Regions from separate parts of the Mus musculus genome. Here regions 1, 3, 4, 5 and 6 are each linked to region 2. Evidence: chromatin loops called from intact Hi-C (ENCODE). Cell type or tissue: left cerebral cortex. All regions are shown on one strand. Region 1 holds the start of Naxd (NAD(P)HX dehydratase). Region 2 overlaps Col4a2 (collagen, type IV, alpha 2). Region 3 overlaps Col4a1 (collagen, type IV, alpha 1). Region 4 overlaps Ankrd10 (ankyrin repeat domain 10). Region 5 has its middle 16 kb from the start of 1700128E19Rik. Region 6 has its middle 7.3 kb from the start of Rab20.

Evidence for each region. Peaks named below come from ENCODE experiments on the same cell type or tissue, not always from the same donor. Only the 100,000 strongest peaks of a DNase experiment are listed, where the experiment ranks them.
Region 1: it touches region 2 in a loop (4-fold over the local background); 22 of 42 quality-filtered maps call a loop at or near these places.
Region 3: a loop joins it to region 2, with 7 times the contacts of the local background. A loop is called at or near these places in 13 of 42 quality-filtered maps.
Region 4: it touches region 2 in a loop (2.3-fold over the local background); 7 of 42 quality-filtered maps call a loop at or near these places.
Region 5: it touches region 2 in a loop (3-fold over the local background); 13 of 42 quality-filtered maps call a loop at or near these places.
Region 6: it touches region 2 in a loop (7-fold over the local background); 22 of 42 quality-filtered maps call a loop at or near these places.

Annotation. Positions count from the first base shown.
Region 1 is chr8:11,494,893-11,499,892 of GRCm38, reverse strand. It overlaps Naxd (NAD(P)HX dehydratase), which reads right to left and starts at 2,387. Exons shown (of 10, transcript NM_001190357.1): 1 at 2,267-2,387. The coding sequence starts at 2,306. In left cerebral cortex, a CTCF peak has its summit at 2,369; a DNase peak (open chromatin) is centred at 2,362; H3K4me3 peaks cover 1,580 bases; H3K27ac peaks cover 1,012 bases.
Region 2 is chr8:11,418,335-11,423,334 of GRCm38, reverse strand. It overlaps Col4a2 (collagen, type IV, alpha 2), which reads right to left. Exons shown (of 48, transcript NM_009932.4): 21 at 2,666-2,758; 22 at 2,013-2,167. Among named protein-coding and RNA genes, the nearest start is that of E230013L22Rik, 57 kb to the left of the region's middle. In left cerebral cortex, CTCF peaks have their summits at 26 (motif pointing left), 1,995 (motif pointing right) and 3,468 (motif pointing left); DNase peaks (open chromatin) are centred at 1,184, 2,029, 3,519 and 3,924; H3K27ac peaks cover 1,442 bases.
Region 3 is chr8:11,250,716-11,255,715 of GRCm38, reverse strand. All of the region lies in intron 2 of Col4a1 (collagen, type IV, alpha 1), which reads left to right. Among named protein-coding and RNA genes, the nearest start is that of Gm32709, 8.0 kb to the left of the region's middle. In left cerebral cortex, a CTCF peak has its summit at 2,027 (motif pointing left); DNase peaks (open chromatin) are centred at 2,026, 2,472 and 2,815.
Region 4 is chr8:11,614,192-11,619,191 of GRCm38, reverse strand. It overlaps Ankrd10 (ankyrin repeat domain 10), which reads left to right. Exons shown (of 6, transcript NM_133971.3): 4 at 1-130; 5 at 3,282-3,377. Among named protein-coding and RNA genes, the nearest start is that of Mir7238, 19 kb to the left of the region's middle. In left cerebral cortex, CTCF peaks have their summits at 2,674 (motif pointing right) and 2,690 (motif pointing right); DNase peaks (open chromatin) are centred at 878, 2,726 and 4,600.
Region 5 is chr8:11,697,652-11,702,651 of GRCm38, reverse strand. No RefSeq gene overlaps it. Among named protein-coding and RNA genes, the nearest start is that of 1700128E19Rik, 16 kb to the left of the region's middle. In left cerebral cortex, a CTCF peak has its summit at 2,111 (motif pointing right); a DNase peak (open chromatin) is centred at 2,126.
Region 6 is chr8:11,483,418-11,488,417 of GRCm38, reverse strand. No RefSeq gene overlaps it. Among named protein-coding and RNA genes, the nearest start is that of Rab20, 7.3 kb to the right of the region's middle. In left cerebral cortex, a CTCF peak has its summit at 2,156 (motif pointing right); a DNase peak (open chromatin) is centred at 2,178.

The sequences.
Region 1 (5,000 bases), 77 kb before region 2:
CCCCAAAATGAGCACAGCAAGAAGGGTTTGCTTCTATCATCTTCAGCCTCTGAGCTTGGACCCCCTCACTTTTCACTAAGGAGCCCAGAAACGTGTCGCATCCTTCCTTCTTGGATACCCTAAAACTGAGCATGCTTAGAAAAGTACAGCTTAAACTAGGATGTGCCAGCCCCTAAAACACATTAGATCTAGGAACAGGAAAACCCCCTCCCCCAAGTGGAATCTCCCCACTTGTATGCAGGGAGGGGACTGCTCTGGGAATAACTGCAGCTGCGTCCTTCGGACCTGTCTCCAATCTTTATCTCCTGGCTGTACTTTCTGACTCAGTGCTAACCAAGATGTGAATTCAATGTGTTCCACTACACCATGTTACCAAAATGCTGCTAGCTGAGGGCCAAATAACTTGTTCTTTAACCAATGATTCACCTGACTAACCAAAAGAGCAAAAATCTCTCACATGGTCTCTAAAATCATTTGGGAGGAATTAAAAGAAAAAACAAAAAACCTGTCATGAAGTTATGCCAAATAAAGTCCAAACCACCAACCAGCACTGCCGCCCTCACCTGACTCCACCCCAGTTCTTTGAAACAGGTGCATCTACCACAGACCACTCCTACACTTCAAGAACACTTCAGTTGTGGAAGGATGGAATGTTCTAAGACAAGGGGTATTTTAGGGAGTTTAATATTTAATATTTACTTATTTTAACTTGTCCGTGGCCTAACATTCTTGTAACAGGCAAACTTCCCAATTAATATCACTAAGTTAACACACCCCTAGTTATGGTTAGTATTTATGTTAACTTGACACAACCAAGAGCCACCTGGGAAGAGGGAGTCTCAGCTGAGGACAACACAGATCAGTTAGCCTGTGGTATGTCCGTGGGGGGCTGTCTTGGATTTTGATTGATGTGGGACCTGACAGGAAGCAGTGCCACTCCTGAGCAGGTGGCATTGGGTGACAGAAGAAACAGAGCTACACCATGGTCTCTGCTTCAGTTCCTGCCTGACTTCCCTTAAAGATGGCTGCGACCTGGAAATACAAGTTGAAATAAACCTTTTCCCCACAGGTTGCTTTTGGTCAGGGTGATTAACATAGCAACAGACAGCAAACCAAAAGTCTGCACCCCACAGGGAGAGAATGCTAAGATAACACCTGAGACTAACAAGCATTTTCCTGCTTTGCTGTCACTCAACAGTATGTTGCTCTCTGTCCTTGACGATGAATCTGTTCCACAATAGGATGCCGTTGGGATACCCTGACGAGTCAGGCACTTTGTACCAAGACAGAGAGCTCGGTTAGTAAAAGGCTGGAGGAGAATCGACTAGATTTTCCGACACTTTACACTGGATCACGTTTTAGTTGGCTTACTGCCACTCCTGGTGGATTTATCCCCTGAAGTATTAAGAGAGAACTTAAAATGTAAATACTATTGACTTTGTCGCCAAGACTATCCAGAGTCTGGAAAAGCAGGTCGAGCCTGTCTGCATTTTGTTGGCGTAAAGAAACCATGGCTGAGGAAGACAACCATGGCTTCTGTGCCCCAAGGGCTTTAAGTTAATGTGAAGTCTAAGCCGGAGCATGCGACAGCAGTCCTTATATTAAGTGAGATTCACTCTAAGCACCGTTTTCTTTTCTTTTTAGATTTATTTATTTTTATTTATACAAGTACACTGTAGCTGTCTGTCCTCAGACACACACCAGAAGAGTGCATCGGACCCCATTACTGATGGTTGTGGGCCACCCTGTGGTTGCTGAAAATTGAACTCAGGACCTCAGTGCTCTTAACCGCTGAGCCATCTCTCCAGCCCAGCACAGCCAGTTGAAAGGTCTAAAGCCCAGAACTCTACCAGGTCTTTGCCAGACATTTAGCAAGTCAATCTAGTAATGAAACCTCAGTGCGCACAAAGAAAGGCAATTACCAAGAGAAAAACAGTCTCTAAATAAAGGGTTATTCAAAAGCCTTTCTATAGGTGTGGCAAGTCGAGCCAGTGTGTGGACGCGATCCAGCTCAGGAAACGGCCCGCATCTCCTGCATAGGCCCCCAATAACTCGGGGGAGCGGGGGGAGCCTAGTCCTCACGCAGGCCGGTCCCACCGGCTTCCCGGCGCTGAACGCGCAAGCGCCAGGCAGAAGCGACCCCGGCCGGTACCTGCGTACAGCGGCGACCACTGGAGCGCGATCGCGGCGGAAAGCAGCGCCACCACGGCCGCCGCAGCCCCACAGGCGTGAACGGCCATCCGCGGGACGCCCGGATCGATCTTACCTCCCCCGCAGGCGCGGATTGCCACACAGCGGACTCCCATGGCGGTCCAGCGCACTTCCGGGTTCCCAGGTGTCCCCGCGCGGACGCCGGGCCACCGCCATTGGTCTTCTGGGCTCCGCCCGGCGGCCCCAGCTTCCTGCACCGCCGGAAGCGTACTCCGGGTTCATCCCACCCCCAGGGTCAGCGTCCATCAATTACCCTCCGCTTACTCCGCTTGACCAGCGAGGCACCCAATCCGGCCTGGCCCCAGGTTAAGCGTTGTGGTAGCCGGCTCACTGAAGAACCTTGGCGGTTTAGGGACCTATTTCTTTTTTATTCTATAGCGTTTTGTTCGTGAACTTGATGGTTCACGATTCCCTTGGAGGTCAGCTTCCTTGGCAGCCTGTCCATAGCTGTGCTGCCCAACTAGATGATGTCTTTGGCCCTGGTGCGTCCCACAGCTAGGTCTAAGGCTTAGCATCTCTCAAACCATTTTCTGGCCTCGGTTCCTCGAGGTCTTTGTTGTCTCAATAGTAAGATAGGCAACCTCATGGTTACAACAGCTTACGCCCCCAAACCGGAAAGCATCCTGACTTAGTTCTTTCATACCCATGCCTCTTGTGCCTTTGATACTGCTTTTGACCTGTCTTTGATACTTCCACTTGTACCCTGTATGAAGCCTGGCTGAGGACAGTAGCCGCCTGGGTTGTTTTCTACAAAGTGACACAAACCGATGGCCTAAGTGTATAAACTGGCGTCTTGACCTCTCTGTGGTATGGCTAACCAAAGGGTTTTTATTGTAGATTGAGACAGAGACAGAGACAGAGACCAGACAGAGGCATCTGTGAGAGTTCAGAGCAGAGAGAGAAAGAACTAGACTGGACATGGCCAGGGCTATCAGAGAGGGGAGAACAGCAGGAGATGAAGGATATATAGAGAGAAGCAGAGAGAACACACAGCAAGAACAGTAAGGAGAATAAACGGGTGGGGTGGGCATGGGAGGCGGTGAGGTGAGAAGGTTAGCATGGACTTTGAAACGTGTAGCAGATAACTTGTGATACTGAGGGAGCCTGGAGGGCAGCATGAGCTTTGAAATGCTCAGAAACACCACAGGTAGCTATTTATGTATCTGTCCTTTCTGCCCAGAAGCCTAGGGGAAGCAGCTTTACAAATTCCTGAGGAATGCTAGCTTTTATCTAACACCCAGGAATTCTGCAGTCCAGGTTGAACTTATCTGGATGTTTGAACTGCCCTTTTGGAGTTTGGAGAACTGGAATTTCCTTTAGACCTAACGTTAAAGAATATTCGACCCTTTGACGTTGTGACACTATTGTTACACCGTGTTACTATTGCAGTAATTTTATAGGGTTGTTGTGACACTATTGATAAAATGTGTTACTGTTACAGTAATTTTATAGGGTGTTTCTGCCTGTTCTAGCCCTTAGAGATGCTCCTGAATAAAAGACACAGAAAACTGGTTTTTTATCAATAGGCTCTCAGTGCTCTGTGGGGCAGATTCTGAGCTTGTCTAACCTACATCTCAGCCTTAGGTCCCATGTTACTTGCCAGCTGAGTCTTGCTCTGTTTGCTCTCCTCCATATGTGTCCTTGTTGCGATAAATCTCCAATCCACAAAAGCCTGGGCAATGAAAACACAACTCAATTAGTATGAATACATGCTATGTGCCTAGACTGGGCAGATCTACCACTACACTACCATCTTCCCCATAGAAGAGACCCCTTAGAATTTGCAGTTTCTCCAGACCAGGCGCTTCTGCTCCACTTTCCTTCTTCTTCTTCTTCCTCCTCCTCCATCGTCTCCGCCCCCTCTTTCTCTCCCAAAACCTTCAGCTCCACCTTCCCCTCTTTCTCCGCCCAATCACTGGCTCTAGCCTTCATTTATAAATTAAGGTGGGTAGAAGGTTTATAGGAAATCACCTGAGTGCTGACTCATTGTATGTTTGCAGCCCCTCACAGGAGAACAGAAAGTTCTGAGACTAGACAAGGCTGAGACAAGTTCTATAGACAATTCAAAAAGCCTCAAAGGGAGCCAAAAATGAATATTTTGGCAAACTATAGAGTATCAAAGGCCAAAACTAATAATGCTAGTAAACAATATTGAGATTGAAGGAATGGTTGACACTGGAGCAGATGTCACCAGTATCTCTCCAAAATCTTGGCCTGTAAGTTGTCCACTTCAAGAAATAGACATCTGAGCCGGGTGTGGTGGCGCATGCCTTTAATCCCAGCACTCAGGAGGCAGAGGCAGGTGGATTTCTGAGTTCGAAGCCAGCCTGGTCTACAAAGTGAGTTCCAGGACAGCCAGGGCTATAGAGAAACCCTGTCTCGAAAAACCAAAAAAAAAAAAAAAAAAAAAAAAAAAAAGAAATAGACATCCAATTTCAAAGACTTGGGACCTTAACCCAAAAAAGCAAAGTACCAGATGGCTTAAGTGTATAGGACCAGAAGGTCAGGTAGGAAAATTGAGGCCATGTGTGGCTGATACAGCCATTAGCTTATGGCAAAGAGATCTATTACAGCAGTGGAAAATGGGAAACGTGTTATGCTTGAGGAGAGGTTATGCCTATGTCTCCACAGGAAAAGAAAATCTGTGGGTTCCTTCCAAGTTGATAAAAATCAGACATGACAAAGGGAAACCTCCTGAAGACCTTGGCGACAGAGAAGAAAAGGGAAACTAACACAATCAACAAAATAGGTGAAGTATATGTGGTGAAGTTTACGTCTCTGTATATGGA
Region 2 (5,000 bases):
AAGATGCTTAAGATGTTTGGTGCTTATCTGATGCCCTCTTCTGGCCTTTGTGGGTACTGTACTCTCTCTCTCTCTCTCTCTCTCTCTCTCTCTCTCTCTCTCTCTCTCTCTCCACATCGAAACACAGGCAAAACACCCATACCACATAAAATAAAAATAAATAAACCTGTAAAAGAAGACACGGCCACTTCCTATCTAGATGTGACCAATCGAGAACAATAGCTTCTCTTTGCAAAGCGAGGCTGACAACGTGGAGGGAAGACATGCCTCAGACAGCAGTTTCCTTCAGGGCTCTGAGGTCCCTGCAGCTCCATAGGGTAGAAATGATCTGGGATTGGACTTTTGTGTGCTAGGCGTTACTTGTGGTGTATCTTGATTAACTATCTCTTTGCAAGAGTTGGGGACTGTTGAGTGTTGGTTTAATTGAATGGAATGTTACATGTGCTCGTGGACTGCCTTGTGCTAGAGAATTCCAGGGGAACTTGGCTTATTGAGAAGGGAAACGCTTCTGGGTTTAGAACAGCTGCTCACATACAGACACACAGTGGTGCTCAGTGGGTGTTTATGGACCAGCTCTTGTGCCTCAACCACCCTTCCAGGCTATACAGCACAAATACTACAACTAACCAGCCAATCAGTCAATCGTTATCCATCCATCTGTCCATCCATCCATCCATCATTATAAACAGCCAACCAACCTATCTTCTCCAACAAACTAGTCAAGTGTATAATCTATCTAGATAACCAACTATGTATTAGTTTCTCCCTCTCTCAACCATCCATCCATCCATCCAACTAGCTGATCAGATAACCAGCCACGATCACAGAACACTATTCCAGGCATTCCTACACATCATTTGGCCAATCAACAACCCATTTATCTGTATCCATCTATCCCATCAGCCTCCTGGTCACAATCACACAGGTCCACAGACCCACACTCTTACTCCCCCAGCACACACACACACACACACACACACACACATCCTAGGGGATCCTTTTACACAGGGTTGTTGTACACACAGACATATAATTAAGTTCAGGACAACAAACACAACCAGAGGCGGTTGGAGAAAAGCCCTCTGCTGTGTGCACACAGGAGGGCAGTAGGCACACGTGGGCTATTTATAGGTTTCAGAGGCACCGAGTGAAATCCATTTGCTTCTAGGAATGAGTCAGACGAACAGCTGACTTGATTCTCCAGGATGGAGCATATGGCTTCCAGTTCAGGATCTTTTCTGAACACGTTAACAACACTCAGACTTAGAGGGGAGGCACTGTCTTTAAAACATTCATTCATTTTCCTTTTGCTGTGTGTGTATATGTGTGTTTGACAGGGTCTTGCTCATGTAGCCTAGGCTAGCCGCAGATCTGCGATCTGCGATCACACTGGCACGGTCTCCTGCACTAAGACGTAACATAGTATCACAGGCACTAAGATGAAACAGTGTCATTCTTAAGTGATAGGGACATTCAGCTGTGGTGCCACACACTGCCATCCCAGAGTAAGGGAGGCAGAAATGGGAGCATTGCCAGGGGTTGAAGGCTGGCTTGGGAGACATGGTGAGGCTGTGCATATGTGCACGCGCACCTGTGTCTCTACACAGCAGTGTGCCCAGTGCTCCACCTGTGAAGGACGGCATACCTTAGTGTGGGCATGCACTTTTTCTCTCTCCTACCTATCAGACAGTGGGCATTTTGGATGTTTCTATAAAACAAAATGGCTCTTATGTATAATGCCATTCCACACACAGTGCATATACTTGAGAAGGCCCAGGGCTGCAGTCCCTTTCTGCAGCCTGGAATGGAACCTCTGGGTCCAGTGATAACTTTATGTCTAACTTACATAGTGGCTTGCGCTATCTCAGTCCAACAGGTTAAAGTTTTCAAAAGCACATCTTAGGAAAAAAAAAAAGCCGATAGTGTGTGTGAACGATGTTTGGCTCGCCTCAGGCACCGGCACCTGGCAGCTGCAAGGTAACCCTAGCCAGCAGGGGGCGCTCTTCTCTCACCTTGAATCCTGGGAACCCAGGGATACCGTGCAGGCCTGGGTCTCCTTGGTCGCCTTTCTTTCCGAGCTCCCCATTGACACCGGGAAAACCTTTGGGTCCTGGCAGTCCCGGAAGACCCCCGATGACCTGGCCACATTGGCAGTCTCCAGCTTCACCTGTCGTGATTAGGACAGGGTTGCATGCGTTAAGCTGGGCTTGGACTAGCAGGGGTAGAGGACAGGTGGAGGGGCTGGTGGGAGAAGACACTGAGTGCTGTGATTAAAGGCGTGCGCTGCCACGCCTGGCTTTAGAGTGCCTTTTATGCTGCATATACGTGCTGAGGTCACGGGTAGTCCTCATCCAGACATAAGGTGTTTCATAGGACTTGTACACAGCCCGAAGTTAACTTTACCCACAAGTTTTGGTGTGGCCACTTTGGCTGCGGCCCAGCGAGTGATGCCAGCTGTGGGATTCCCCACTTGCTGTGCCATATTGGCATATTGGTTCTCAGAGAGTTTCAGATTCTGTAGCATTTCAGATTTCAGATCAGACTGCCCATCCTTTACCCTCAGAGAAGTGAATGAAGGGTGGGGGCGGGGTCAACTTGCAAGAGGAGGTGACATGGGGGCTAGGTTGGGGTCACCATCCTGACCTTCCCACCCTGCAGTCCTCACCTTTCCATCCTTTCTGCCCTCGTGTTCCTGGGAAACCTGAAGGTCCCGGGTAGCCCACTCTCCCTTCTGATCCTTTCAGGCCAAACAGGAAGCCTACGGAAAAACACACAGGACAAAAGCATTTGTGAGAGTCGGCCAGATCAGTCAGGTCCAGTGCAGCCTCTCAGCCAAGTCTACCCCAGCTCCTTGCATCTCCAGACCCACACCAGCACCTCCAAGACAGAAGCTTGGACAGCCATGTGGCCATGGTCCCTCAGGATGGAACAGAGACCAGAGCCTGCAAATTTAGCTTTTCTACCAATGTATCGAGACCAATGTCTTTGCTTTTGAGGAACGTTCAGTCCAAACGAAGAATTTGACTTTTCAGCCATGTTGCTGATGGCCGCGCATCTCTGCTCAGCCTCAGAGAATGTCCCCCAAGGTGTGTGTGTGGGGGGGTGGGGGGGTTGGTGTGGGATTAAGATAAACTCAGCTCTCCCTCTGTCCCCTTTCTGGAGTGCATGCCCATCTCTTCTCAGACCTCCCCATTTCTCCTTTCTCCTGCACACATGAACACACATGTAAACCTGCAAACATGGGGGTCCTGGAAACTAACTGGAATTCTCCTAATTGGTACTGGGCATGGTTGACCTCACTAAATGACCTTGGCCCCAATATTCCTCTTCTAGGTTCACTTTTTTTTTCACTAAAGGTCAGAGTTATTAGTCACTACAGTGCCCCAATAATTGCACATATGTATATCAATTGACCAGATGAGACTCCACTAAGACCTCACAATTCTTAGAGGCCTTTGGGAAGACTGCCATCTGGTGGTGGATCCAAGGCTGCGTATCCAGGCGAGATTGGCTGTGCTGCAGGGTAGCTGAGTACCTCTGGACTCCTTTGCTTCTCATTGTCTTACTCTGTAGCCCAGGCTGGCCCCAAACTTATGGTGACTCTCTGGTCTCAGCCTCCCAGGTGTCAGGATGACAGGTATGAGCCACCAAGCCTTATTGCTGCTAAATCTAGTAGTGGTCATAGCTCCATCGAATACCCCAGGACAAGGTAGGTGCTTGTGGCTACACAGGAAAGGATAAGGAGGCAGTGACTTCAAAGGCATGGGATGGTTTGGGAGCGCCTAGGGAAGCAGAGATTTGTAGAAGAGACCAGCGGGCATTGTTCTGTGTAATCTGATCTGGCCTCACATCTAACACAGTCTCTCACTCACTCATTCATCCACCACAAGCCAGCTCCTGAGCCACGCCAGGCAGCAGGCCAGGAGCTGTGTTGGCACTGGGAAGCTGGCCTGCCTCGAGCTGACAGCTGAGATGCAGGGACACAGCTAACACGCTCAGCAAACAAATGTGAAGTTTCAGATTCTAGCTAGCACCGTGAGAGGGAAGCTGGGAGCAGCTGATTTAGAATGGGTGGTGTCCAGGGGGGTCTTCTGAGGAAGTGGCATGGACTGTGGCTGACAGAGGGAGCTGGCCAGGCGGGGAGCTGAAGGGCTCTCCAGAAATGGAACGGAGGGACCAAATGGCCCCTTAACAGTATGGAGCCATGACCAGGGAGTGTGTAAAGGGTACACGGAGGAGTGTTGTCATGGAGGAGGGGAGAAGACCCTCTTGGGCTTTTATTCCTAAGGGCAACGGGAGTCCTGAAGTGTTTTAAGGAGAGAGACTGCACCACACACTGTGAGTCCAGTGTGGAGAGTGAGGTGCCCAGAGACTCCTGGCTCAAGTACAGACGCTATGGAGGAATAGTGGTACCAGGGAATGTGTGGGTCAAAGAGGAGAGTGACAGCGTGGAGATCTGCAGCTCCGCTCTGGGCATTCTTGAGACCCAGTGCTGCTGATTCTAGTGAGAAGTTTCATGGCTGTAGCTCAGAGTACAGAGGAGGAATGGTGATGTTTTCACAGGGCTGCGTTCCCACTGGAGAGGAGAGGAGAGAAGAGGGGAAGAGAGGAGAGGAGAAAGGAGGGGAGGAGAGGAGAGGAAAGGAGAGGGGAGGGAAGGGAAGGGGAGGGGAGGGGAGGAGAGGAGAGGAGAGGGGAAGAGAGGAGAGGAGAGAGACAGAGAGACAGAGACAGGCAGAGAGAGACAAAGAGAGAGAGGTGGGGGAGGGAGGGAGAGAGAGAAGCAGTTAGAGAGGGAGAAGGAGAGGGAGAAGGAGAGGGAGAGGGAGAGGGAGAGGGAGAGGGGGCCACTGAGAAGTCCTACAAAGTATCCAGAGATAGGAATAGTGGACAGGTACTATGGAGCCGAGGAAAGCCTTTCCGCACAGGCACTGCCTATGTGCCCGTGGAACCCCTCCAGGAGATGCTTAGGTTTGGGTTGGGCTCTAGCCTAAACTGTC
Region 3 (5,000 bases), 170 kb after region 2:
GAGGGTACTTCTCAAACTTCCCATTAGTGGAGAGAATAGGTCTTTAAACTGTTGATTCAGAGATAATGAAGACAATAAGAAAACTTATCTTTATGGGCAAACGATTTTTTTTTCTTTCTGAGCTCAAAAAAGAGCCAACCCCTGTGAAATCTTATTATCCATTATCTATGTTCTGAACTCTCAGCCCCTCCCCAAACTCCCCATCAAGCCAGAGCATAGAATTTTGATCTTTTCTTGGAACTTGGAAAAAGAGGCAGGGCAGTCACATTGCCAGCACGGTGTGACATCATGGCTGATCTTTGCAGCCCTCGAGACCATCATCACGTGTTGCCCAGGTCAGGAGCACGTCCTGCATACCTCTCAACTCTACCTCATCCTTCAAGGACAGCCTTCATTTAAAAAAAAAAAAAAAGGATCCTAGTGGAATTAGTAACAAAAGACACCAACAGGTCAAGTCACAGAGAAGGGATACTTAAGTGACCCCTGGACTGAGGGCTAAAGGGACACTAACCTGAGTGTCCGAACGGTGGCAGGCCAGTACCTTGCAGCACCACTTCACTGTCTACACCGTGGGTGCTTCCTTGCTGTGTGGCTTGGTGTCCCCAGAGTGACTTCCTGTGTGGGGTGAACTTGCTGTAGCACCTGATGCTATTACCTGCCCACACAGAAGGCCCAGCAGGGAGCCGTGTGCCGCTAGGTGAAGAGCTTGGGATGGCGGCTACAAATCAGGACAAGCAAAGCAAGTAGAATACAACTGCTACTTATTTGGTGGTGCTTAACCCTGGTTTATTGTTAACCCTGGGTCTTGTTTAGTTCTGTGCATATAAGTCCCCTAACTTCTGTTGGCCCCAGTTACCTGATTCAGCCCTGACTTGCTGTTATGCCTCAGGGCCACAGCTAGGAAAGTTCCCAACCTGTCATTGAGCACCTTGTAGGTCTATTGCTTTCCTGTTTTAAAAGAATATTCGTTTATTTGGTCAATTATTAATTCATTTTTTTGCCAACACTTCATATCCTAGGTTGGCCCGCAGCTCATTGTGTAACTCTGGCTGGCCTTGTACTTGTAGCATTTCTCTTGCCTTGGGTGCTGGCTGTGAACCTCTGTGCCTGGCTTGTATGTTTAAGTCTGTAGGGGAGGAGCAGGTAGAGGTCATACTAATAGCTCTAAGCTTCAGAAGTGCTCATGTTGATAAGCTGTTAGCATTGTGGTTCATGTCACCACCTCTCTGGAAGCTACTGAAGATTGGTTGGATCCCCACCACCACCACCACCACCACCACCACCACCACCACCACCACCACCACCACACACTTTACAGTTGGCAAGTGCCAGGAGAGTGGATGAGATTACCTTAAGGCATAGGTTTTCTATAGCCCAGGGAAGGGAGCCAAAGGCAAACCTTTGAGTCTGATTTGCTGGCAGTGTGGTGAGCCCCCACAGTGGACTCAACAGCTCACTCTTGTCCTCTTTGTGCCTGTTTGCAGGATTTAATTTCTTTCTGGGCCATATGCAATTCAAACTGGAACATGCCCACGATGCAAGTGAAAGGGACCAGCAGGCAGAAGGGGAGGAAAGAGTAGGGACTGGGAGAAGTGGCTGTCTTCATTCAGCAAAACCAATATTCACTAATATAACCAGAAGAATTCGCAGTTCATATTGTTTCTACAGTCAAAGGTCTTGGTCACCTCATAGCCCCAATATTTAGGCTATCCATTTCATACTTAATTTCATAAATTTTCCATTCCAATTAAAGCTTTTTTTTCTAGACAATTCTATCTCTTAGACCTCTGTTAAGCTTATTTCTCTCTGTTGTGCCTACTTGAATGGGCACACACACATACAGCGTGCATATACACAGAGGTGAGCTGGGATCCCATGTAGCCCAGGCTGACCTTGGACTCCTCATCCCCCTGCCTCTGCCTTTTGAGTACAGGGATTTCAGGGCTTGCCATCACACCTGTTTGATACACTCTTGCTACAGTAACAGCCCAGAGGATCTGCCCAGCACATGTAGACCAAGCTCTCCCCCTGGTGGCCAGACTAAGAGCTGCAGAGGACCAGCTGCCCATGAGAGACCACAGGTTCCTGAAATCTCCTGGGTCTACAATTCTTCTCCAGGGAGCAGACATCTGGCTGGGGTCCTCTTGTGTGTCCAAGGAGTGGATAGCACTTTCCTGAAGCTACCTAGGTCAGAGGGCCAAGAGGGAATGGGAAGAAAGAAGCCAAGGCTGAGGCAGAGACACTCCGCAGATGTGAGATGTCCTGGCCAGTTAGGAAAGTGCCCAAGACTCCCGGTGAGTCTAGAGACAGGAGGCCAGCATAGGTCTTACTTTCTAATATAAAACCATGCATGCTCCAGAGAGTGACTTAGAACAGAAACTCTGAAAGATACCACAGAGAACTGCCCTCCAACTAGTGTGAGATGTCTGCATCTCCTCCGCGGAGGAGGACTTGGAAATCGTTTTCTTTTCCTGCCAGTGACTTGCCAGCGCTCCATTCTGCTGCTGCTTCCCCTCCATCAGTGAAGTCACATTTGCTGTTGGATAGGCTTCATGGGAAAGTCTCGAGTCGTCTGTGAGAAGAGGTTATTTACCGCACTTGGTTATTCTTGTGTTGAGCGAGTGTTAGCTCTTCAGAAAGTGTTTTGCATTTTTTTTCAAACGATGAGGAGGAAAATTGGGTTTTTATAGCCTAAAAAAATTTCTGCAATTTTTTTGTAGCTGTTCCGTCATCATGACTATTTACTATGTCTCCTCTCTACCTTTTGCTGCTCTGAGCCCCAGAGTTAACGTTGTAGCAATGTGTGAGGTGTGAGCTGGCAGTGGTAGGACTGACACTTAACAGCAGTTCAGTGGAAACTTCTCCCCTGCTACATTCAATTCATGGTGGAAAACAGAACTGAAGAGCTACCCTGACTCAAGAGGCCCTTCCCTTGTCTCACTGTGTGGGTCCTGTCCCCTCTCCCTGCATCAGTACAGTGTCAAGCAGAAGGCATGCAGGGAGCTCCCAGAGGGGCCCCGACACAGGAGCTTTTCCGTGACCTGGTGACACAGATTGCAGCCTGCCCACAACTTTCCCAGCACTATCACATTCCGGATATGGTCCTGCGGATGCCTCTCTGGCTAGGCTCAAGGGATTGAACTTGTGGAATTTTGGCTAAGTGCCATGGTTCCCCCATTGACTATGGTCCCTATAGATCATGGTCCCCCGAATTGACCATGACCCAGCATCCCAAATCGCTTCCCACTAAGCACATGCCCTGGTTGCTATGGGCCAAATCTCATGGCTTTTATGTCTCAGTTATGTTCAGTCTTGCTTGGGAAGTGACATCTCAGGGAACTAGATGACAGCAGGACACAGCTGGCTCAGGATCACGTCCAGAACAGAGATTTTTCTGTTGCTATTTAGCTTGGGACAGAGGCATCAGCCAGGTGCTAATGGGGCCTCAAGGGCTTGTGCCAGGGACCTGGGTTGTATTCTGCCTGGGATTTTCCGTTCCTTGGGTGGGGTGTGTTGTGCTGTTGTTTATCTCAGAATCCTGTCTCTAGTGTTGATGTGTGCCAAACACTAGCTGAATAACTTCTTCAAAGAAGGTGTAGAGGGTGCATCCCAAGCTTTAATTTGTGTTGGCCATCGGATTCCCTCTATTTTCTGTGAAAACACACGGAGATCCTCTTACCCAGGTTTTGTTTCAGGTGTGAGCAAACATTTTTGCATGTGCTGTGGTTCCCTTGAAGATCCATGATCCTATTGTTTAAAATGTAAACAAAACAAAACAAAACAAAACCGTGAAAGCCTCACTGAGACAAGGGTTCCATGCTGACCCTCAAAACAGCCACAACTTATCCATTTAAAATATTTTGCTAAACTTTAGCATAATATAATACATGCTAAAATTTAAAAAGATATACTTTCAGTTCTATTTTGTACAGAAGTATGCTTTGCCTGCATGCATGTATGTACACTAAATGTGTGCCCAGCATCCACAGAAGCCAGAACAGAGCATCTAATCTCCTCAAACCCAAGTTACAGCTGGTTGTGAGCTGCCATGAACCAAACCTGTGTCTCTGCAAGAGCAGCCAGTGCTCTTCACCACTGAACCATATCTACAGCTCCCTAGATCAACACTGTAGACACAGAATTTTAATTCATCATTCAGAATAAACTCACTACATAGCCCAGGCTACCCTAAAACTAGCATCCATCCTCCTGCTTCAGCTTCCTAAGTGCTAGGATTAGAGTCACCACCCCTGGCCATCGTGATTGCTTTTGATAATAGGAGTTTTTGATGATAACTTATTTTAGGCACATTTTATGTTCCCTTTAGTTTTTGTACTTGGTAATTGTTCCTTGAATTTAGAAATTCCCTACTATTTCAACCTCGCATGTTCTAGTTGCTTCCTATTTGACTTTCTTGCTGAGACTTGAGGGAGCTGAATCTTAAGCTCTTTTTGCAGTGTTGGAAGAGGCTGGGACATGATTGGGTATTACAAAGGGACCCTTTCTTTCCACATTTTACGGGATCTTTATGTGCTTGCTGTAGATAATACGGTAAGCAAACATTTTAAGTTCCTCCAGCATGAAACTCTATTTCAAGCCTAATTTGGAATGGCTAGTGTCAGCCCCGAGATGACTCTGAGGCCTGCCTCCCTTCATCTTCATAAACAATGGCATTTTGTTCCTCTCTTCAAGTTCCAAGTTTTACTGGGGAAAATAGCCGTAATGGTGTTCCTTGTTGTATAATCTTTTTTTAAAATTTTTTTTATAGATACAGATTGAATTTTAGAAGTCCATTTATAGTTAAAATTACTTTAGGGGCTAGAGAAGATGAGTTTTTAAAAATTATTATTATTAATATTGGCACATACTTATTAGGCAAAGTGGGATAATTGACATCTGCATTTGGTGTGACAGTCAGGTCAGATCAGGATGGCCAACATCTCTGTCTCTTCAGGCATCTACTGTCTCAGTGCTGAAAACCTACAGACTCCTCTCTCTAT
Region 4 (5,000 bases), 200 kb before region 2:
TTCTGTCATAATGGCACCTTGAGTGGAGGTCATGAGAGCATACTGCCCACTCACGTTAGCCTGGGAACAAACCGAAAGAGATGCCTGGAAGACTCAGAATCTTTGGGAGTGAAGAAAGCTAGAACCAGAGGTGAGATCTGTGGGTGGTGCGAAAAGGAAAGGGGCCTACCCTTTTTCATGGCTAAAGCAACTTTGAGAGGCATCTTGTACCAAGTAAGTACCTGGAGAGTCCTGTGTGGGGACTTTGAAGTACTGCCCTGTGTCACACTGTAATATGTCCCGCTTGTCAGAAAGGGAAATGCAGAAATAATCCTTCCCGTGTCTGCCCTAGCAGAATGCCATCTGACACGACTGGCTTTCCAAAGAACCAAAGTTTCCACTTCAGAGGTCATGGTATATAATTCCAGAATTCCAAGCCAGAATAGAACATGCCTAATTTTGATCTGTTTATATATACCCAACTTTTCTATATGCTTATAAAGTTTGTTTTAGTCAAGTGAAAACAGTAGCTTCAATTTTTGTCTACATATTTTGTGTCTGTGTATGTTTAGGTATGTTATGTGCATGTAAATGCATGTACTTTAAGAGGGAAAGATGTCAGGTTCCCCTAGAGTGGGTGAGGTAGTGCTCGCTTCCCTTCCAAACCCAAGCAGAATAAACGTGGGTCACTGAGACATCCATAGGCTGCTTTCTCAGATGTAGCTTAGATTGCTTCTTCAGCAATGACAGACTACAAGTACAAACACCAGTGACAGGAGAGTGGGGTGGTACACATGTCAAATCCAAACATGGTGTCGTTAGGATTGGGAGAGATCAATTTTGCGGTTTGAAAAGTAGATGATAGCTATGGTGACTGTGTGCAGCATGCTGAACAGCTGTTCATAGGCAGGAGGAAGAGAGAGCCTGTATGAAGATGTCAGCCAAGATCTGTTTTCCTAGCAACTCAGAAAATGAGATGCTAAGCTGTAGACTATGGAAGAATTTCACTCCTGCTCAGCCTGCTGGATCAGTGCCTTCCTATGGTGATAGGCTCCTCTGCCCTGTGCTGGTATAGTTCCATCCATGTCTTACTGCACCCCCCAGACCTGTTTGAGATCAACAATCATTGATGGTTTTAATACTGGAGGAAGAGTTACCTTCCTATGTTTTGTTTTTCTTGGCTGATGTGAGCTTCATTCCATGATAAGGAAACTGCCCTAGGTTTGGGGCATGGAGAATGAAAATCTTGTCCCTGTTCTCCTGGGGCTTTGTGGCTGCAGGCAGAGAAAATGCCCTTCACATTTGTTGGCTGTTTTTATTTTGGGGACAGAGTTTCACTATGTGATCCAGCTGCCCTCAGACTCATGATCCTTCTGTCTCGACCTTCTGAGTGCTGAGAATATAGATAACACCCCACATCTGCATTTCTAGTCAGTAGCTAAAGAGGTATTTAATCTAATTTTCAGAGATGTGAACTTGCACAAAAACAAGAACCTATAATTGTCACTTTGTACAAGGCCTGTTGAGATGCTGAGTATGGGTCTAGCCTCTAGCAGGTGTGTTTCAAGAGTGCTTGGGGTTTGATTAGAGACAATAGGCTGGGCATGAGCATTGAACCGTGGCCTCGCTGTCCTCGCTGTCCTCGGGTCCTGGGGAAACATCACCCTGGGGAGCATCTGTTACCCCTTCAGCTGGATAATCAATAATTGGGAAAGACTCTTGTGCCTCTGAAATGAGGACGGCCTAAAGCTGTGAAATTCTCCCGTTATGAAAACTTTGAATGCTGAGTTGCTTTATTTGTAGTCTCTGACCCAGAAATAATTGTAGGTACTTATTAAAGGAATGTTAACAAGTATGAGCTTATGAGTGTGTAAATGTGCTGTTTGTGAACACGCAGAAGGGAGGCACCCCAGGCTCAAAACAAGTGCCCAAGGTGTCTGTAGCCAACAGTAAATAAAAGATTCTTCTGGGCATTGGTGGCACACACCTTTAATCCCAGCACTTGGGAGGCAGAGGCAGGTAGATCTTTTTGAGTTCAAGGCCACCCAAATTGAGTTGAGCTCCAACCCTGTCTCAAAAAAAAAGATCTTTTGAAGTAGTTAGCATAGAAAATAATAGGCTCCAATGTGGCATTTTCATACGTGTAATATGTTTGTGTGTAATGGCCCTTGCTGTTTTCCCCTTCCCTCTAGACTTTTCCCCCAAGTGTGTGTGTGTAAATCTAAATTTTACATGTAAGAAGCAGTATTTTGTTTTTCAGGGTCTAGCTTATTTTATTTAGACACGGAATCTAAAACCTCGTGATAATGTAGTTCATAAAATTTCCTGCACATGACATTTTAGTCTCTTTTCTTTTGATTGATACATACAGGCTACTCTGTAGCCATGGCTAACCTGGAACTTGCTGTGGCTTGCCTCAAACTCAGACCTGCCTGCTTCTGTTTCTTGGTTGCATGAACCACACCTGGACAGTGATTTCACTCTTCCTGAGTGAAAAGCAGACTGAAGTATGTGCCAGTGAAGCAATGGGTAGTAGCAATTTTTGGAACTTTTTTTTTTTTTTTTAAACCATTCTTACTAGAATTAAGAGTCCATTTGTTAGAGAGGGGCTGGTCCTCACTGAGGGTTGTCAGGTTTGGCACAGATGAGGGGAGAGTGATGATGATGGTGGTGGTGGTGATATCTTTGCACTTCCACTCTTGGGCACAGGGTGGCAGTCTAAGGAAGGGGAGAGAATGTGGCCCAGCTCCTTTCTCCCGGGTCCTCTGGCCTGTGCCTGTGTGTTTGCCTTCAGGTTCCTGTATTTCTTCAGGGAGCTCAATCTGGACATTGCTGGGAGTGGGAGCCTGTGGATAAACTGTACTTGAACATAACCCTTTGCATAAATTTTTTAGTGAAATTAGTAGATGAATTTTAAATGTCATGATTGCTTTGAATGCTTCATATTAAGAATTGTCTTCAGTAAATTTCATTAAACTCACTTGTGGAGGGGGTGGTGCAGGAAAACTTAGAATTATCTGCAGGTTATACAACTCTCTGTGTTCCCCAAAAGAACCATCTGAGAATTAAGACTCTTGGCATCAAGAAAATGAGCAAAAATCTGGAATGTGTGACTTTGAGCTGAAATTGCATATTTTTTATTGTAGAAAGTAATTTCACAATAATATAAAGGTTTACTAGTGATCTTTGCTTCTTTAAATTACTTGAGAGTTGTAAAGCTTGTAGTGTAGATAAAAGCGATGCAAAGCACTGTCTTTGCTTTCTTTATGGACACGGAATCTAAAACCTCGTTTTCTGTGCAGTTCCCAGCCTGGATCACGCCATGCCTCTAGCAAATGGAGAGGCTGAAGATGATGCCGACAGAATGCACGTGGACAGAGAGTGTGCTGCTGTATCAGGTGGGACTGGACAGTTTCCTGTTAGCTGCAACAACACCCCAGTGGTGGAGGACACCAAGCAACAGGAGAGTAGTTCTGTTGGACCTAAAGAAATAGAGATATATACTGTTTCAGCAATGCAAACCCCTTGTCGTTGCAAGAATCAGTATGCTTACTATTTCTGAGTTCTCAAACTTTGCACTTTCTTGTCCAGTGTCTTGAAGAAAAAAAAAAGGGTTCTATTATAATTTTTGGCACTTGTACAGATGCAAGAATTAAGTGTTTTTGGTAAATTCTGTTGCTATGAGGACTAGCGCAATCTCCCTGTTAGATTTGAAGCTGTTACATGATGTGCCTTGCTTGTTTCTCATGAGGTCTACAGTTACGGTTTCCTGATGTGGCCTTTGGGTGGCTCTGCACATGCTGTTGCTCATACTCTGAAGGGAGTGCAGCAGGTGAACAGCTAGCTCACGGAAATGCTGGGAACTAACTGTGAGGGTGGTGGCTGTGGCTTGTGACCTACTCAAGACAAGTTTGGGATAACTGCCCCACGCTCTTGGTTGCTTTGGTGTCTAGCATTCCCTTGAAGACTGTAAAATACTGATCATTTTCTGCAGAGTTTATGTGTTACAGTGTCCAGAAGACTACAACATAACCCTTACTTTAATGTTTCAAAGTCAAAGGAGCTGAGTTTTCTTAGACTTAGGATTTCTAAAATGCTGTATTTATTTGGCACATGCCTTTTCCCCAATCTTTGGGTGATAACAAAAATACCATGGCTAATTTTTATATAAAAGTGTTTTGTTATGGTGTTCATTTCTTCACTGGAAATAAAAGGTCACCTGTGTGTTTCCTAACCCACAGGTAATATTGTCAAGCCCAGAACTTGCTCTGTCATAGGTGGTGATAACTTTGGCCAAATCATTAATGCACTGGGTGCTCACCCATGAACAGTTTGCTCAGAGCAAATGTTCATTTAAAGCAATGGTTTCTGAAATCAGCAGAGGCTGTTTTGCCTAACAGAGGAAAAGTGGTAAAAGCCAGAGCCTCTCCTTTATGGAGACAGCATTGTTCCCTTCCTGGTCAGGCAGGAGAAAGAAGCTCTTCGCTCTTCTCATGCCAGCAGGCAGGTCGTCCTGGATGTCAGAAGGCCACGTGGGCCTTCTGGTGTTTTCCAGTACTGTCTGACTCAGGAAACGTGTTGGCACTCCCTAGAGATTCTTGCCAATTCCTAGTGTGAAATAGCACGCTGTGCACAGAAAGGCTGTGGAGACAGCTACCCTGCCCTGAGATCTGCACAGACAGAAATAAGGAGTTTCCTCCTTAAATGCATCTCTGCTCTTTTTGAAAAGCTGTGAGATGATCCTGTCATCTTTTTAATGTCCCTTGCTTGAGACCCATCACTGGGCTTGATTGATCATCTCCCCAAGCTCAGCCTGGCTGCCTGTACCCAGTGCTTTGTACTGAGTGGCTTCTGTCCGCAGCTGAGTGAGTGGGTGTAGAGTGGACTTGGGTGAGCTGGCTGTCACTGTGAGTCTCCAGCTCCTGCCCTTGACCCAGACAAGGCTAGGCTGCCAGTCCTTTGATTTTGAGATTACATAGGGGTGCCTCACAGCCATATATAATGGGATCTGATGCCCTCTT
Region 5 (5,000 bases), 280 kb before region 2:
CAATTGCAAAGAGCTTCCTGGTTAGGGCTTTGGGCCACTTCTCCTTTGCCAACAACACACATTTGAGGAAGACATGTGTGTAAATACACAGAAATCCCACCTGGGGGGTGTAGGAGAGCAGGGTAGACCCGTGATGAGTTTGGGAGAGTTAGTGGGAGTAAAAATGATCAAAACACAGAACATGACATTCACAAAGAATAAAGTCTTTCTTAAAGGTAAATATAACTTTCAGAAAAATAATTGGGGCTGGAGAGATGGCTCAGTGGTTAAGAGCTTTGTTTTTGCTCTAACAGAGGACCTGGGTTCGATTCCCAGCACCTATGTGATAGGTCACAAAGGTATACAGTTCCAGTTCCAGGGGATCTGATGCCCTCCTCTGGACTTCAAGGACACCAGCCGTGCACAGCCACACACAGCCATGCAGGCAGGCAAAACCCCATATGCATATACATTGTTTTGAATTAAAAGAATACATTCTGCCACACCACAAAGAGGGCCCGGGTTGTCTGTGATGTCATTATCAGAGGACACAGCCTGGAGCTGCCACGAATGTGGTGGGAGACTCATTCCTGGAAATCACACAGGGTGCTGCCAGGGAGAAAGCCAACCTTCTCCCCAGGTAAGACTCCCGCCGGGGCCCCTGGAACAAAGAACACAGACATGCGTGGATGCGCCTCCACTTACTGTGGGTCCCATTTACTGTTAAGTGTTAGGTGGTGTGGAGGCCATCTTAAGAACCAGAGCCCCCATGCTGTGGGCTGCTGTGGGCATGTGTGACCAGTTAAAACCAGGGCTGAGCTAAGGATCCTGGGAGACACGGCATTCCTTCCTCTGCCTTTAGGAAAGGCAGCTCTCCCATGAGAGCCTTGTCACCTGCTGCAGGGACAGTCAGAGTCCTTCCTGCACCTGCCTTGCTCAAATCCCTGCAGTGTGGGTGCCCAACACGTCAGATCCCATGTTCTGGAAACGGTATGTCCAGATCTGCCAGGTGCCATGCCACATGGGTCCGGGGAGCTTCTGACACACACACAGGACCTAGACAGGTGGGGACATCTCGATCTGGTCTGTGGCTTTGTCACACCCACTTGGCTCCAGTCCCTGCATGGCGCTTCCTGCTCTCTTCCTCCTTCACTCCAAGTGGACTTTAACACAAGGACCAAGCCATTTGTGATGGTTGCACTTGCCGAGCTACAGCTAAAATCACCTAAGAGGACAAACCTTTGGGCTTGCCTAGGACAGTTTCTAGACTGGGTGGATGCAGGAAGACCCTAAATGTGGATGGTACCACACCATTGGCTCGAGGGGCTTTGACTGAATCAAACCTCAGAGAGTGAGTTTAGCACTCCCACTCTTTGCTCTCTGCCTCTGAACCCGCACACAACAGAACCAGCTGCCTCGAAGGACTAGATCTTAAGAGCTGTGAGCTAGAATAAACCATCCTTCTCTAAATTGCTTCTTGTCAAGTATCTTGTCACAGCAACAAGGCAAGGAACATAAGACACTGTTCCTCTTGTCTCACCCAGGCTGTGGTTAATCAGCCTTCTCCAAACAAGGCGTGGCTTCATCTTCACCCTCCTCATCTTCCTTGGGAACAACCGCATGAAGGATAGACAGACGTGATCCTGCCTTTGCCTCTGAAACATAACTTGGGGAAACTAGAGGTATGTGTGTGTGTGTGTGTGTGTGTGTATGCGCGAGTGCGCGAGTGCGCGTGTGCTGCCTGCTCCTCTGCCCTCAAGGAACAGCTCTGTGGAAAGGCCGCTTTAGGACAGGACAGAGGCAGACTGACCTTGGCCAATGTGTAACCAATGAGATACCAAGTGTTCAGGGCTGGATGAAGCCCAGACTAGAATGCTAGGCATCTCTAAAAGTGAGGCTTGTCTCTGCCTCAGGGCCACAGTTCCTTAACGGTAGTACCAGAAATATAATCTCGGCAGGTTGGGGGATGATAATGAACTGTGTATACACATGGCTCCCCCAGTTCTACTGTTCATTGATGTAGAAATCCTCTTTCTCGCTAATATTTAACTCCCTCCAAACCCCAGAGTTTTCTCGACTTGAGTGAATTTCCTATCTCTGGAACTAGGGGTGTAGAATGGAAGGTCTGACAGCAGAGGGCGCCAGCAGCACACCGGCTCTCCGGGTCTGTCTGTGCTTCGGAGACAGCAGGAGTCCTATGCCTAGTGAAAGACACCCAAGTCGGACTTCTCTGTCCATCTCTGCACACTCCCACCTCCAAGTGTCCCTTCACCCTCTTCACACCCAAGCAGCCCCAATCCACGGGGCCACACACACAAGAAGCACACCAGGACGCACACGCGCATCCTACTGTAAGCCTGTCCTTCTCCCCATCCTGGGGCATGTGGAGAAAAGCAGCCCAGCTTCTCTCCAGGCTCCGCTGCTTCCGTGGTAGGTTTTAGTGGGCTCTAGCAGGCAGCTGTCCCCTCTGCAATGCTCTCGGTATCTCAGTGCCACAAGAGGATGCGGGGAATACAGGCTCTAGCCCGGGCAGAGCTGACACAGCTGAGCGTATAGTAAGGCAACTGCAGGAGAGCCTGGTTAGATTTGATTCCATGTGTCCTGCAGAGTTCTTCAAGTTGCCAGGTGAATCAGGGCTGCAGCCAGACCTGCCGTCTGAGGTATGTGTGTGGTTCTGGCCCCAATTCCTGGGCATTTTTTGCCCACACTGTAACAGACTCCCAGACCTTAGCACAGCTGATCATGTTAGAGGGGTCATTTTGTCCTTCAAACCCATAGGCTCCCAGCATCTGCCAAAGCAGGAACAAAAACCTAACCCATTCACCTGGTCCGTGCTTCCAGGAAAGGCCTTAAACGCACTAACCTTGCTTTTTGGCTTCTGTAATTCTGCTTCTTGCTAATGAAGTTTGACAATGAGTATGTGGTTTTGTGCATAAAAGACAAAGAGCCTTTAACTCTGAAGACACAGGATGGAGAAGCCGCAGGAGGGGTGCTGGGCCTGGACTGAGCCTGCGCTCCTTTCAGACTCCTTTTGAGCTGACATCAGCAGAATTACAAATTCTGAACAAAAGTTGTTCGGTTTTTGTTTTTCCTGTTACTCAGGGTTTCTTTAGAAGCAAGTTATAGAAAATCCTGACCAAGAAGGATTTAAAAAATATATTTTAAATCTCAGCATATGGGAGGCAAAGGCAGGTGGATCTCTGAGTTTGAGGCTGGTCTGGTCTATATAGTGAATTCCAGAACAGCCAGTTACAGCTACACAGTGAGACCCTTTTAAACACACACACACACACACACACATACACACACACACACACATTCATCTCATGAAAACTTGCAGCCTTCAAAATGTTGGTCTCTAATGTTGTGCGAGTCTCTAACCCACAGTCCATGGGCTTTATGCATCCAGGAACAGTCATCACTGTCATCCAACCAAAAAAATTATAAATTTAGTTAAAACAACATGAGATTTTTGTTGCAGTTTCCTTTTTGATAACTCAATTGTTCAGTTTGGGGCATGAACTTTGTAGACAACAATATTGTTGTGTCTCAGTGTCAAAAGATTGGATACCCATGTAAATCAAAATATTGAGGGGGCAAGTAGGGGTTCATTGTAAGACTGCAGCCAAACCAGAGAAGCTCTAACCGAGAATAAAACATGCTATTGAGCCCAGCACTGCAGGAGACACGGGCCTATGGGCAGGCACCCATCCTATGTGCTGATTTCCTTTCCATGGCTTTTTAAATCCTTCCAAACTGTTCTCCCAAAAGCTCACAGTGGTGTCCACATTCCCTGGTGGGGATATGTAACTGTCAAGATCAGTGCCACGTGAAGGAGAGAGGAGAGACCATGTGTTAATAGTGTTGAGGCGATGACCTGAGAGTGCCCCCTCTTCCCCCCCCCCACCCCCCGCCCCCGTGGCTTACCCGATCCGGCTTTCCGGTTCCTGGTGTTCTCGCCTTGCTCTCCTGCTGGCTGGCGGGTTTTCCTTACGGCTCTATGAACTCCTATGCCTATCAGAATGTTGTCATTGTCCCGAGACTCTGACCCCAAATATAATTTCATGCAACTCGATTTTCCCTTCAGTTAAGGTATCTTGTCCCTCAGCATCCACCTTTACATTTATCCTTGCAATGGCTTGATGTATTTCTCTTTTATAGATTTAGAGGAGGAGGAGGCGGCAGGGTCTCACTGTGTGACATAGCTGGCCTGGAACTATCTAGACCAGGCTGGCCTCAACTCACTGAGACCTTCCTGCTTCTGCCTCTAGGTGCTGGGATTAAAGACAAGCATACTGCCACACCTGGGTTTTTTAGATTTTTTGAGATCTCATGTAGCCCAGACTGACTTCAAAGTTCTTACGCAGCTGAAGACAACTCCTGATCCTTCTGCCCCCAACTCCCAAGTGCTTTGACGTCAGACACAGGCCCTGTGACCAATTTATGCAACGATTGAGAATAGAACTCAGGGCTAGGTATGGACTCTACCAACTGAGCTACATCCCAGGGCCCCCAATAGTTATTACAATCTTTTCATATTTCCCAAACTGATTTTCCATTAGGCTAATTCTTTAAAATGTTGAGTTATACAAGAGAGTGGGGGATGAATATTAGGAAAACGCGTGATCTGTGTGACAATGGCAAGTGTCCTATCACTGAGAAGGTAGGTAACACGATGAGTTCCATTTGCTTTTATGCTATTCCTGTCTAGCTATTCCCATCTAGCTGTGTTTGTCAGGTGCAGCAAAGCTCTGTGGTCCCTGCTGTCCGCAGAGAAGAAAGTAGCCCAGCAGAAACCCAGGAGCTGCTCTCTCCTCTGCAGGAATGGGGGCATGGAGCAGAGCTCACACGGGGACCCTTTTCCATCAGATGGAACCAGCCAGCATCTGCATGCTCCAGTCCCACGCAGGGCCTCTGGCACCGGCCGAGGTCCTCTGTTGTTTTAAGTTTCTAGACCTATTCCTGGACACCGCACGGTCACAGTGCTGATCGGTTCTGGTGTCCTCCCCAGGCACCTGTTG
Region 6 (5,000 bases), 65 kb before region 2:
TAAAATTAGAATGAGCAGGTCATGGAAGCAGGTGCCTGTAACCTAACACTTAGGAGACCCTATCTCAAAACTACAAGATAAAATAAAAGTTTAAAACTAAACAGGAAACATGAGGGTTTATTTATTTATTTTTTAATTAGGTATTTTCTTCATTACATTTCAAGTCCCCCATACCCTCCCCCACCCACTCCCCTACCCACCCACTCCCACTTCTTGGTCCTGGCATTCCTCTGTACTGAGGCATATATAAAGTTTGCACGACCAATGGGCCTCTCTTTCCACTGATGGCCAACTTGGCCATCTTCTGATACATATGCACCTAGAGACACGAGCTCTGGGGGGTAATGGTTAGTACATATTGTTGTTCCACCCATAGGGTTGCAGATCCCCCCCAGCTCTTTGGGTACTTTCTCTAGCTCCTCCACTGGGAGCCCTGTGATCCATCCAATAGCTGACTGTGAACATTCACTTCTGTGTTTGCTAGGCCCCAGCATAGTCTCACAAGAGACAGCTATATCAGGGTCCTTTCAGCAAAATCTTGCTAGTGTATGCAATGGCGTCAGCATTTGGAGGCTGATTATGGAATGGATCCTCGGATATGGCAGTCTCTAGATGGTCCATCCTTTCGTTTCAGCTCCAAACTTTGTCTCTGTAACTCCTTCCATGCGTGTTTTGTTCCCAATTCTAAGAAGGGGCAAAGTGTCCACACTTTGGTCTTCGCTCTTCTTGAGTTTCATGTGTTTCACAAATTGTATCTTATATCTTGACTATTCTAAGTATCTGGGCTAATATCCACTTATCAGTGAATACATATCATGTGAGTTCTTTTGTGATTGGGTTAAGGTTTTATTTTTGATAAATGCCTTCTTACCAGGTGTGGTGGGTTGAATTCCCTCACAGTCTTGGGTATCTGACACTCGGCCAACAACTGGTAGCTCTGTGTGATGAGTCATAGGTGGGGTAGTGGTTTGAAAGAGAATGACCGCTAAAGGTTCATGTTTGAATACTTGGTTCCCAGTTTAGTATTGTTGGGAAGAGTTAGGGGTGTGGCCTTGTTTGAGGGGGTGTTTCAGAGACTCAGACCTCCCCATTAGCTCTCTCTGCTTCCTGCCCACGCTTCAGGATGCATGGTCTCAACTACTGCTCTGGCGCCAAGCCTGCTGCTGTGCTCCTGCCTTGCTGCTGTGCTCCCCATCCTGCCTGCTGCTGTGCTCCCCATCCTGCCTGCTGCTATGCTCCCCATCCTGCCTGCTGCTGTGCTCCCCATAACCCTAACCCTCTGCAACGCTCAGAGCCCTAAGTGAGAAAACATATTTGCTAAGTCCTGACCCAACCCTGGGCTAAAACTAAGGTCAGCCTGACCCTCCGGTATGCACAGGGCGTTTCAGGAACCATAACTCACCTGTCATTGTTCCATATTTCTACCCCCAAGGATCCAATCAAATAGAAACACCATGGTGGCACAGGAGTGCCCTATTCTTAGTGAGAGTTCATGTTCTGTCATGCTTGCTAACAGCCATTGTAGCTATGTCAAGGGGAATGTTATCATGATAAACCCCTGGGTCACTTGGCTTGGGCCACCTCTTCAGACTTGTAGTCACAGGAGTGTGTACCCCTGGCCAGCCTGTGTGACTCAACAAAAATTATAAAGACTTCAAACTCACAAGAAGCTCATCCTGGCTGTTTCCTGGGTGAGAACAGCCCGGCTACAACAAGCTCCAGGGTAAATGTTTTCTGTTAGAAGTTGTCTTGGTCATCATGTTTTGTCATGACAAAAGCCACTAGTACACCAGGAAAAGAAGAAGTCCCTTTTAATGTGTGTTTTTAAAGACTTAAAGAAAGAAAGAAAAAAACCCTACAGGACTGGGATATCACTCGGGGTAAACGCTGAGTCGTGGGTAGCAGGCTAGTCACCAGGGACCAGGGCAATGTCCATGAATTGAGCCTGGGCTGCCCTCTGCTCAGGTGGCCCTGCACACAGTTCCAAAAAACATCTCCAGGAGGGGCTGTTCAGTTGGAGGGGGGCTTGCAAGAAGGGAGGGCAGAAGCTCACGTCATCTCCACACTCATATCCCGTGGCAGGACTCTTGCTGTGAGAGAAGACATCCCCCCAAAACCCCCATCAGCCCTTTCTGTCTGGGGCTGCAGAAGGCTCTGGCTACCACCAGTAGGGGGCGCAAGAGGCATACATGGAAGTCACTATTTTTGATTAGACTCATTTGGGCTAGTGTGTTGGTGACTTTCACACATCGCTGCACATTAATAACATCTGTGTCTGGGGCTGTGGGATCTTTACAAATACTACTATCTGTGGAAAGACTTGAAGAGTCGTTTCATCAGAGGTACACAAAGAGCAAACCTGTAAAAAGGTGCTTAGCATCTTGAATCACTGGGACAATGTAAATCAAAACCAGAGGAGGAAACCCTGACTTGACAGCAGGGTGAGTGGAATAAAAAAAGACCAAATGTAGACAGGATAAGTCAGAACTGCCACGATGGCCAACAGTGGGACACTTGTGGCCAGAGCCAGGGAGCACAACCGATAGGAAGTGGATCAAGACCTGGGGTCCACATTGGCTCATAGCAGGACAAGCATGGCCAGAGCCAGGATACCAAAGAGCCTGAGTGTCCGACAGGACGTGGTCAAGACGTGGGGTCCACACTGAAATGATAAAAAGCCACACCAGTGCCACTTCTGTTGGAGGAGCCAGATTATGAGCTAAACTATGAGCATGTTTATAAAAATTTGGGAAATTAAATTAGTCTGTAATGGCAGAGGCTCATGGTTGGTGGAGACTAGGGAGGATGGAGAAAGCCAATATAAGATGTGACCCAGGAGTTTAAGAAGCCCCATGGGACAATTGATGTCCTCATTCAAGCGGTGGTGCCATGGCTGGACATGTGTCAGATGTATCTAATTACACACTTTAAAAGTGTATACTGTTCCTCTTAACTACACTTCAGTAATCAAAAATAAAAATTAGGGTTGTGAGATAGATGGCTCAGTGGGTAAAGGTATCTGTCATCATGTTTGATGACCTGAGTTTAGTCCCCAGGAAGAGAGCGATGACTATTGGAAGTTGTCCTCTAACTTCCACATGCTTGCTGTGGCACTCACTCACACACACACACACACACACACACACACACACCAGCTGTAATGAATACACTGGCCATTCAGTTGTTAAACTCGGGACTTGGTGTAGTGATTGGTGATTTCTGAGAATTAAACTCTTGGTTATATGTAGCTCCTAAATTATTCGAGGCTCATGCTAATACTCACATCAGCAGTTCAAAGTATGGTTTGTTCCTGGGCATTACCACTTGGTTCTTTTAGGGGTCTAAATAGCAGTAGAGTTGATAACTGGTTCACTTGAGGCTGGAAATAGTCAGCCACACACACTGGGACACCCTCCCAGAATGTCATGTATGTGCTAGAACCTTGATAGAGGCTTCCTGGCTCTGTTCTCTAATGCACAAAATAGGGGTGTCATGGTTTGGATATGCTTGGCCCAGGGAGTGGCACTATTTGGAGGTGTAGCCTTGCTGGAATAGGTGTGTCACTGTGGGCAAGGGCTTTAAGACCCCCCATCCTAGCTGCCTGGAAGTCAGTATTCTGCTAGCAGCCTCCAGATGAAAATATAGAACTCTCAGCTCCTCTTGCGCCATGACTGCCTGGATGCTGCCATGTTCCTGCCTTGACGATAATGGACTAAACCTCTGAACCTGTAAGCCAGCCCCAATTAAATGGTGTCCTTACAAGTCTTGCCTTGGTAATGGTGATTGCTCACAGCAGTAAAACCCTAACTAAGACAAGGGGGTTAGACTGGGGTATAGGCCCATGGCAGAGCACTCCTTTAGCATGCATGAGGACCTACAGCCTGGCAAGTGCCATCTGCATTTCAGACACAGATACTTCAGGGCTACACCACAGAGAATTCCCAACATCAAGGAGGAAGCCTCAACCAGAGTTTTGGGAGCCCAGGGTTCCAGTGGACAGAGAAGTGCCCTAGGTTCTTCCTGGTCCTATGAGAGACTGTCTTTGTTCCCTAGGCTGCCCAGGTCACAGTTTAAAACTGGGAGATAAAACCATGTTTGATGGCTCAGTGGTTAAGAGCACTGACTGCCCTTCCGAAGGTCCTGAGTTCAAATCCCAGCAACCACATGGTGGCTCATAACCACCCATAATGAGATCTGGCCCTCTTCAAGTGTGTCAGAAGACAGCTACAGTGTACTTATTGATAATAATAAATAAATCTTTAAAAAAAAACCACGTTCGTTTCTCTTGTATAACCTAAAAGTGTCTGTGTCTCTAAGCCCTGAGAATGAACACTAAATCACAAGATGAGATGCAAGAATCTGGTCCATTTTCCCTCAGAAATGCTGACCGTGGCTTAATGCTGACCGTGGCTTGTCCCCCAGGCAGAGAAGTGCAGTGAGACTGGATGGAGAGGTTCCCAGGTGACTGCTAAGACAAAACTGTAGCCTGTGAGCCTTGTGAGGAAGCAATGGAACTTTTGGGTGGTGGGACCTGTAGGTCGCTGGGGTGTGTTTGAAGGCAGCTGTGGCTCCCTCCTGCTACGCCTCTCAGCTGCTGTCCTCCATGGTGTTTCTGTCTCGCCATGGGCTTATAAGCAAGAGTCTTGCGATCACGGACTGAAACCACAATCCAACATGGCTCCGTCCTTCCTTTAGTTGGCTCTGTCTGGATTTTGTCAGTGATGAGATGTTAGGGGACACACGAGGCCTCTCGTTACGGTTGTCCAGACCCATGAATGTAAAACATGACAGTGAGCCGTCCCAAAAGCCGGACTTTAGTTAGCAATACTGTATTAGGGACTCATAATGAGAATGGGTGTGCAATGCTAAAGCTGGACACTGCCAGCTTCTCATCAGTGCAACAGAATGCCTGGGGAAACGAAGGAGGAAGCTAAGCCTCAGAGGTGTGGTTGGTCCAGGGGTCTCTCGGCCTTTGGGTGTGGTCTGTGCAGTGTGGAACA